2 separate regions of the Mus musculus genome follow, and region 1 is linked to region 2. The links are chromatin loops, found by intact Hi-C in ENCODE. Cell type or tissue: left cerebral cortex. All regions are shown on one strand.

Region 1 (4,000 bases), 770 kb before region 2:
GAAGGGATTTCTGATGCACTTTTTCAGCTTTCCCTAGACTTTGGGCAGGGGTGTGCCTAACGGTAATGCCAACCATTGTAATGATTTCCTCATATTTAATGTTGCTTTCAAGCCCTCAGATTGGTGAACCAGGTCACATTTCCACGCTGGTCTCTTCTCCAACCACAGCAGCTTCTCATGGTTGAATCCCTAATTGCTGAGAGGTTGTAAGGCTTAGTTTCTGGTATATCATGTGCAAAGCTCTTAGATTTCAGTAAGTATATGGTAGGGTGTGTTTCAGCTCTTCTGGAAAGAAGAGGCAAAGCCAGGTGAGATCAGTGGCAGGGACAGCGTGAAATGGTGGTGCGGAGGAAGCAGAGAGATAGGATATATTTGGTTAGTGTCCAAACAGATATCAGGTCCTGGAATCTCAGCTTTGGTCCCTTGATGTTCCTTTCCCTCTAGTTAAATAAGGGCCTCTCGGTAATTTCAGTGGTCTTTGGGCAACACATGTTAATATATCCTAGACAACTTCCTCTGTTTTGGCCAAGAAAGTACTTCAGGATGTGTGTGCATTTTATAGGGTGCTACTCTGTCCTGTTTAACAATAGCTTGCTTCTCCATCCTAATTGACCACTTAGCTGTCAGTTTTTCTAGCACTTAATCCATCTGAAAGAAATACATCTAATGTAAAGACGTGACCATGTAAATTGCTGTTTAGCAGCCTTTAGTGACTGCTTTATCCAAATATGTGCAAATACAGGCTCTTTCATCATTCAGGTTAATGAGCTGCCACGTTTCCTGCCATGGTGAGGAGTCCAGGTGCAGCTTTAGATTTTTCTCGTTACACTTGATTGTTGATCTCACTGGACTGCCCCATGTGTCTGAGTACCAGGATGCTTGTGAGTTGTTAAAAGGACCCAGGTCTCTCCCTAAGTCCAGTCCCAACTGTTAGGCATTTGAATTCCAGAATGCCTGTTGAGCAGTCTTTAGAGGAGACACTTCAGGGCCTGGGAATCCTGTTCTATGCCCTTGTTACTGTAGGAGACCATCAGGAGACCAGCAGGATCCAGACCAACCTTGTCACAAACATGGGCTCTCTCACTTGACAGCTGACTTTCAGCAGGTTGTAGTGACATCCTTGTGATTGCTGTGCACAGGAAAGCTGTGACTCCTGCTTTCCGTGCCTTCTGGATGTGGCACTGGAATGAGGCAGTCTGCTTTGGTGTGGGCTCTAATCCCAATGCTGACACTGGAGCACAGGGCTCTGTCCTTGTTCTTTGTATCTCTGTAGCCATCACTCCCTTGGTGCCCTTATCACTTCCTTAGGTCTAATACCTTTCATATGTGTCCCACCCAGATCCATTTCTCCAGCCCAGACATTGTTCCTAAGTGTCCCTCTGCCAACCTCCCACCTAAGCAAAATATTAGTGGACATTTCAGCTCAGTATCTCCTAAACTGTCTGCCACATCCCTTCCTCACATATGCCATTGGCAGTCTTTCCTTTTTTCCTGGTGGCATCTCTATCATTTTTCTGGCACAGTCTGCATCCCTGTATAATTCCTTCCTTGTGCTTTGATAGAGCTCATTAGGAAGAGCTCTAGGTCCATCTACAGACCAGGTCCACATTATTTCCAGCATCTCCACTGCTTTTGCTGGGAGGAGGGACTGACATTTCTTTTTTTTTTTTTTTAAAGGTTTATTTATTTATTATATGTAAGTACACTGTAGCTGTCTTCAGACACTCCAGAAGAGGGCGCCAGATCTCGTTATGGATGGTTGTGAGCCACCATGTGGTTGCTGGGAATTGAACTCCAGACCTTTGGAAGAGCAGTCAGTGCTCTTAACTGCTGAGCCATCTCTCCAGCCCCGGGACTGACATTTCTATCCTTGTGGAATTTACTGCAGTGTCACAGTTCTCTTCTTAGGATATAACCAGGATAATCCTTTATACAGTAAAGTTGTTCAGGCTAGAGAGATGGCTCAGAGGTTGAATATACTGACTGTGCTTCCAGGGGTCCTGAGTTCAATTCCCAGCAACCACATGGTGGCCAACAGCCATCTGTAATGTGATCTTGGTGCCCTCTTCTGGCGTGCAGGCAGAACACTGCACATGATAAATAAATAAATAATTATATTTTTTTAAAAGAGCTAATAGAATTTAATGCTTGGGAAAAAAAGTTGTTCTGTGTTTTGCTCAAAATTCCCTCCCTCAAAGGGTTAATTCCCCCCCACCCCCCAAGTCAGGGTTTCTCTGTGTAGCTCTGGCTGTCCTGGAACTTATTCTATAGACTAGGCTGGCCTCAAACTCAGAAATTCGCCTGCCTCTGCCTCCCAAGTGCTGGGATTAAAGGTGTGCCCCTTCCCTCAAAGAAAGAAAGCTAGTAACCCCTGTCTGCCCTATGATGTCAATAACTACCTCCTGGGCATAATTTATAATCAAATGAATTACACTACTTATCTATTTCTTCCTGTTATACAGGTTGAATATGTTGTTGCTAAAATTTTTTTCTTTCTTTTTTTTTTTTTTTTTTGACTCAGGATCTTTTTATTTCATAAAAGAAAAAAAAAAAGAGAACCCAGCCACAATAATATCGATTATAACTTCAAAATCTCCCTTTCTTAAAAAAATGGTAATAAATTTAGATTTAAAGGGACATAAATTCGGAGATATATTTAGTTCACCTTCTCACCATGAATTTCAAATAAGATGGTGATCTTTTTTTTTTTTTTAAATTGGGTATTTATTTCATTTACATTTCCAATGCTATCCCAAAAGTCCCCCACACGCTCCCCACCATTGCTAAAATTTCTAATCGCCAGAGGCTTTAGTGAGTTGTAATCTTTCTGGTAGGAGTTCTTGCTTTGATGTTGATAGTTGCTGATCAAAGTGTGTCTGCTTAAAGTTGGGGTAGCTGTGGCCTTTGATTGAAACTGGGTCTCATTTTGTAGCCCAGGCTAGCCTCAAGTTCAGGATTCTCCTCTTAGACTTTCCAAGGTCTGGGGCTGTACTACTGTGACAAGCTAGGTGATAGAAGTAGACAAGACAGAATAATGTTGCTACATTAACTAAGTCTTCATTTCACAAAAGATTTCTCCTTAACAGAGCTAGGTATGGTGGTGCATATCTATAATCCCAGCAATCAAGATGCTGAGGCTGGAGGGTTGCTGTGAAGTCAGCTTGGGCTACATAACAAGGCTTTTCTTTTATCCCCATCACACCCCTCACCTCCATGGTGTGTAATGGTGTTTAGTGTCCTTTTACCCACAGCCTTACTCATTCTGGAGGCAGTGATGGAGTTCTCCAGAGATTCATAATTGGTTAGGTCCCTGAGAACATTTTTGTTTGTTTGTTTTTGAAACAGGGTTTCTCTGTGTAGCCCTGGCTGTCCTGGAACTCACTTTGTAGACCAGGCTGGCCTCAAACTCAGAAATCCACCTGCCTCTGCCTCCCAAGTGCTGGGATTAAAGGTGTGGACCACCACGCCTGGCTCTGAGAACAATTTTATTGTGGCATCACAATGCTTAGCCATAGAGCATTGAAGTTGCATATCTATCACACCCAAGGCTTAGAGACATCACCCAGCTTGCACAAAGAGAAGGAAAGAGCCAGATGGAGTAGGGTTTTGTATAGGTATGGAACGTTCTCTTCTGGAGAGAGGCCACTAGAAGCTCTTGAAACTGTCAAGATTTACAAAAGACTTCCCCAAAGATTACATAAGCTGTCAGACTTGCTGGGGAGAAGAGAATCTCCAGCCAGCCACATTGCCGGTTGTTTGGGTGGGAATGATAAGGATTCGGCTTGTGCTGGGGTGGAGTTTTCAGGGATGCTTTTGCCTTTGAGCCATCCATGGTTCTGTAAGTAACCCTCAACAATACTGTGAACACCCAAGCAAACTCACTGGTTCAGTGCGCTGCATTTCCAATCGAAAGCGGTTGGCTGCACTGTAACACTGAGCTGATATTGCACCAATGGGATCATCTTTTGTCTTTCTTGAACGAATAGATGCCCAATCTAGA
Region 2 (4,000 bases):
GCGAGGTGGTGGGGCCCAAGGTGCGCAAGTGCCTGGCCAACGGCTCCTGGACGGATATGGACACACCCAGTCGCTGTGGTGAGTAGCCTGGGAAGCCACCCACCATCCCTGCCCCCTTCCTTCAGGCCCTTCCATTCTCAGTTGCAGACCATCCTTAGTTGTTTTGCAAGTCAGCAATTTAAATCCAGTGGAACCAAATTCACAAATACGTTTAATGAATGAGTACTATGTAGGAGGAGGGGTGTTGCTGTGAGCAGCTAGTGGGAGGAAGCAAGCTAAGCAGCCAGCACATTCACTTCATCGTCTTCATGAGGATACTGATCATTGGGTGAAATAACTTTGATTTTTCATCTGAGTTATCCTTTGAGGTTCATTAATGAGAGATTATTTTTTAAGTTATAAGACGATTTCATTACATTTTCTGACACCTTTGTCTCCCACTCAATGACCATATAAGCCAGTTTAGTAGTAGTATAGACCAGCCATAATAAGAAAAGCAAATCTGGTCTTGCATCCAGGTTTACGTCCATCCACACATTTCAAAGGCAGAAGAGTACCCACTTTACTGTGCTGTTGAGCAGTATCTGTTTTGTGTGCTTATAGCTCCATCTTGAGTTCCTACAATAGAAATGCTATTTTTTTTTTCTGATAGGAATGTGAATACTGGGGGGGGGGGTAGGGCTGGGGAGAACGGGGAGGTAGGGAGGCACAGACATTGCACACCTGATTTCCTGTGGAGCAGGATGCTTGTGAACCCAGACCCAAACCTAATTCTCTGTACTCCCTAGGGGAAGGATCCTCTACAACTTGCCTTTTTTCTTATTTTCCTGTCTCTCCACAGTCCGAATCTGCTCCAAGTCTTATTTGACCCTGGAAAATGGGAAGGTTTTCCTGACGGGTGGGGACCTCCCAGCTCTGGATGGAGCCCGGGTGGATTTCCGATGTGACCCCGACTTCCATCTGGTGGGCAGCTCCCGGAGCATCTGTAGTCAGGGCCAGTGGAGCACCCCCAAGCCCCACTGCCAGGGTGAGGGGAACAGCTGCCTGCCTGCAGCTGATGAGGGTGCCTGCCCTAGAATGGGAGTGGGGTGGGAGTGGGTAGAGGGAATGGATGGTTGCTATGAAGAATGTCGGGGAGGAGTTTGGGAGGATGCAGGTGAAACCTATCTTTACACCACCCACCTGCCTCAGACTTGGTTCCACGGTCCTTTCTGTTGGGCTTCCCCCCACCCTCCTTTCCTTTAGTGTGTTCTTCCTGATTTCAAATCTTGGACCTTTTTTATTTTTCCTTCATTAATCTCAACTCCGCCCCCCTCAGCTTCTTAAAGTTAAAAAACTGCTCTCCCCACCTCCCTGGAAAAAACTACCCTCCCCCCCCACCCCCCGTAGACTTAGAACATCCTCTGTATCACTCTTCTAGGACTGGTCCTTTGCTATTCACTCTATAATGGAATTGCTGTAAATATTCAGAATTAAATCATACATTACATTTAGAAAAAGTCGGTGAGATATGGGATTGGAAACATGGAAAAAGCAAAAAAATTGGGGCAGAATGACCAGAACAGTGATAATTCAAGGGCAGATGGAAGAAGACTGAGTCTTGTGTATACTTTAACAATCTTGATCATTCCTTGAGGGAATAATTGATTGCTTTTGTGTTTGCTACCCCCTTGCTTGCCTCTTTGCTGTCTTTTCTGCAAACGTCTCCCTTTTCTGGGCACCCAAACTCTTGTATATATATACTCTTCTCTCCTGGAATGAATTAAGCTTCAGGGTTCTTCATTTTGACTAAGTCCTTATTTTGAGCTCTTAAGACTGTGTGCATATGCTAACCAACCTTTGGAGAACTTACTAAACTAAGGTATTTAAACAGCACTTATTTAAAACCAATTGTTTTGTAATTTGTCTTCTTAAAGAGATCATAGGTTTATATATACGTATATAATATTCAAGCTCTACAAAACTCAGCTGCACCCGACCCCCTTTACTTGCTGGAACAAATTCTGTTGTCCTTTGAATAATTGAAGAAAACACGAGTCCTGACCCCTAGCCCCGCCTTGCTCTTATCCTCAGGCACCCTTCCCTCATCGCAGTCTCCGCTCCGCATGAACAGGTGTGGGAGGGGGCTGGGGATCAGGCCTGGGAAGCTGGGCGCCCCTGGTAACTCTTCTCTGATCCCCGTCTTTCCTGCTGCCAGTGAATCGAACGCCACACTCAGGTGAGATCAGAAACCCTTCCGCGTGCACTGCCGCCCCCATCCCCTCACTCTTCACCCTCCACCAGCAGGATATCTTTGCTTAGGTTGTGGGTGTCCTGTTACTCATGTCCCACCACCCATTCTAGTTTGAGGCCGGGCCCTCCTCTCCTACCTGTTTCTTGCCGCCAAATCGCGGTTTTCCGCGGGTCGCGCTCCCTCCCACTTCCCTGCTTGGCCACGCTCCTCCGGGTCGCGCTCCTCTCGGACTCAGCTTTCTAGCGCGAAGCCCGGTAGGGGGCAGCCGCGCGCCGGAGGATCCCAGATCTCTCCTTCGTGGGGTTCCTTCAGACCTCGGGGACCTACTCTTGCCACCCCCTACCCAGGTTTTACCTGCGAGGTTCCGTCGACCCTGTTCACTGGTCCCACCCATGCGAGCCTCGCATCCTCTGTAGACCCTTTCTCCCATCACCTTTCTTCCAGCCTTCCCTCAACTACACTATCCTTCTCCTAAGCTGCACTTCTCCATACCAGTTCTCCCCTTCTGCAAAGCCTTTCCCATCGCTCTCGCTCTTCCTACCCTTAGTTCCTCGCTCCATCTTCCCATATCCCCCTTTCAGAACTGTCACCTTCCTCTCCTAACCTACCCACCCTCGCTTCCCCTCTTTGCTCTGTGCTTATCCTCTCTCCTTCCAAATCCTTATCCTCTCCTCTAGTCTCCTTAGGCAGAGACCCTTCCCTTCCTTGCGCTCTCCCTCTTCTCCCCTCCCCTTCGGGCCTCGGCACTGGCTCCTATCCCCGCCTCCAGCCCGTGACGTCAAGCCCCCCTCCTAGCTCCTTTTCTCCCTCCTCCCTTCTGTCGGTCGGTCAGTCGGCGAGGAGAGTCCGCGGTGGCGGGAGCGAGCGTCTCTTGGCCCTAGGAAGCCCACGTCTCTGCCTTCCCCGGGCTCTGGCCCCTCCTCCCCAATGAGACCGGGGATGGAGGCGCCTCCCCGACGCCCTCCCAGAAGCCTTCCCCAGAAGAAGTGTCCCCCCTGAGCTGCCCCCACCCCAAGGAGGCCGCCCCCGCCCCTCCTCGCCATGGGCCCGGGGGGACCCTGTACCCCGGTGGGGTGGCCGCTGCCTCTTCTGCTGGTGATGGCGGCTGGGGTGGCTCCGGTGTGGGCCTCTCACTCCCCTCATCTCCCGCGGCCTCACCCGAGGGTCCCCCCGCACCCCTCCTCAGAACGGCGTGCAGTATACATCGGGGCGCTGTTTCCCATGAGCGGGGGCTGGCCGGGGGGCCAGGCCTGCCAGCCTGCGGTGGAGATGGCGCTGGAGGACGTTAACAGCCGCAGAGACATCCTGCCGGACTACGAGCTCAAGCTTATCCACCACGACAGCAAGGTAGTCGGGGTGAGGGACAGCGTGGCCGGGGTGGTGGGAGGCGAGGGCTATGGATCCTCTTTGGGACTGTGAAGCAGACCCCTCCCGAGAGTGACTGGTTGGAGACGCACAGGAGGTGCGGGAGCTTTGGGATATCTCAGTGGCTCTGAAGGCCGACTCTCTTGAAGGCAGTAGGAGATTCACAGAAGTGGTGGGGGTCTTAGGTGCTGATCCTCTAAAGTAAGCTATCCCTGGCCAGGGTTGGGGGCTGGAAGGGACGTCAGAGGTGGGCAGCTGGCTCAGGGGTTTACATTTACCATGGTAACAAGGTAAATCTTGGCGTAGGTTGGGGCTGAAAGGAATATGGAGAGAAGGGGGGAAGGATTTAGAGAGGCAAGAGGGCTCTACTTTATCTGTCAAAACAAACAGCAAGGTAAAGCT

Evidence for each region. A loop is a pair of places that touch in the nucleus more often than their neighbours do. Peaks named below come from ENCODE experiments on the same cell type or tissue, not always from the same donor. Only the 100,000 strongest peaks of a DNase experiment are listed, where the experiment ranks them.
Region 1: a loop joins it to region 2, with 2.6 times the contacts of the local background. A loop is called at or near these places in 1 of 42 quality-filtered maps.

What each region holds. Positions count from the first base shown.
Region 1 is chr17:36,275,340-36,279,339 of GRCm38, forward strand. No RefSeq gene overlaps it. Among named protein-coding and RNA genes, the nearest start is that of Trim39, 5.9 kb to the left of the region's middle. In left cerebral cortex, a CTCF peak has its summit at 1,863; no DNase peak of the experiment used is centred here.
Region 2 is chr17:37,047,580-37,051,579 of GRCm38, forward strand. It overlaps Gabbr1 (gamma-aminobutyric acid (GABA) B receptor, 1), which reads left to right. Exons shown (of 23, transcript NM_019439.3): 3 at 1-78; 4 at 842-1,027; 5 at 2,198-2,218; 6 at 3,420-3,580. Among named protein-coding and RNA genes, the nearest start is that of Gabbr1, 3.6 kb to the left of the region's middle. In left cerebral cortex, CTCF peaks have their summits at 599 and 2,469 (motif pointing right); DNase peaks (open chromatin) are centred at 119, 230, 530, 977 and 3 more places; H3K4me3 peaks cover 3,625 bases; H3K27ac peaks cover 2,811 bases.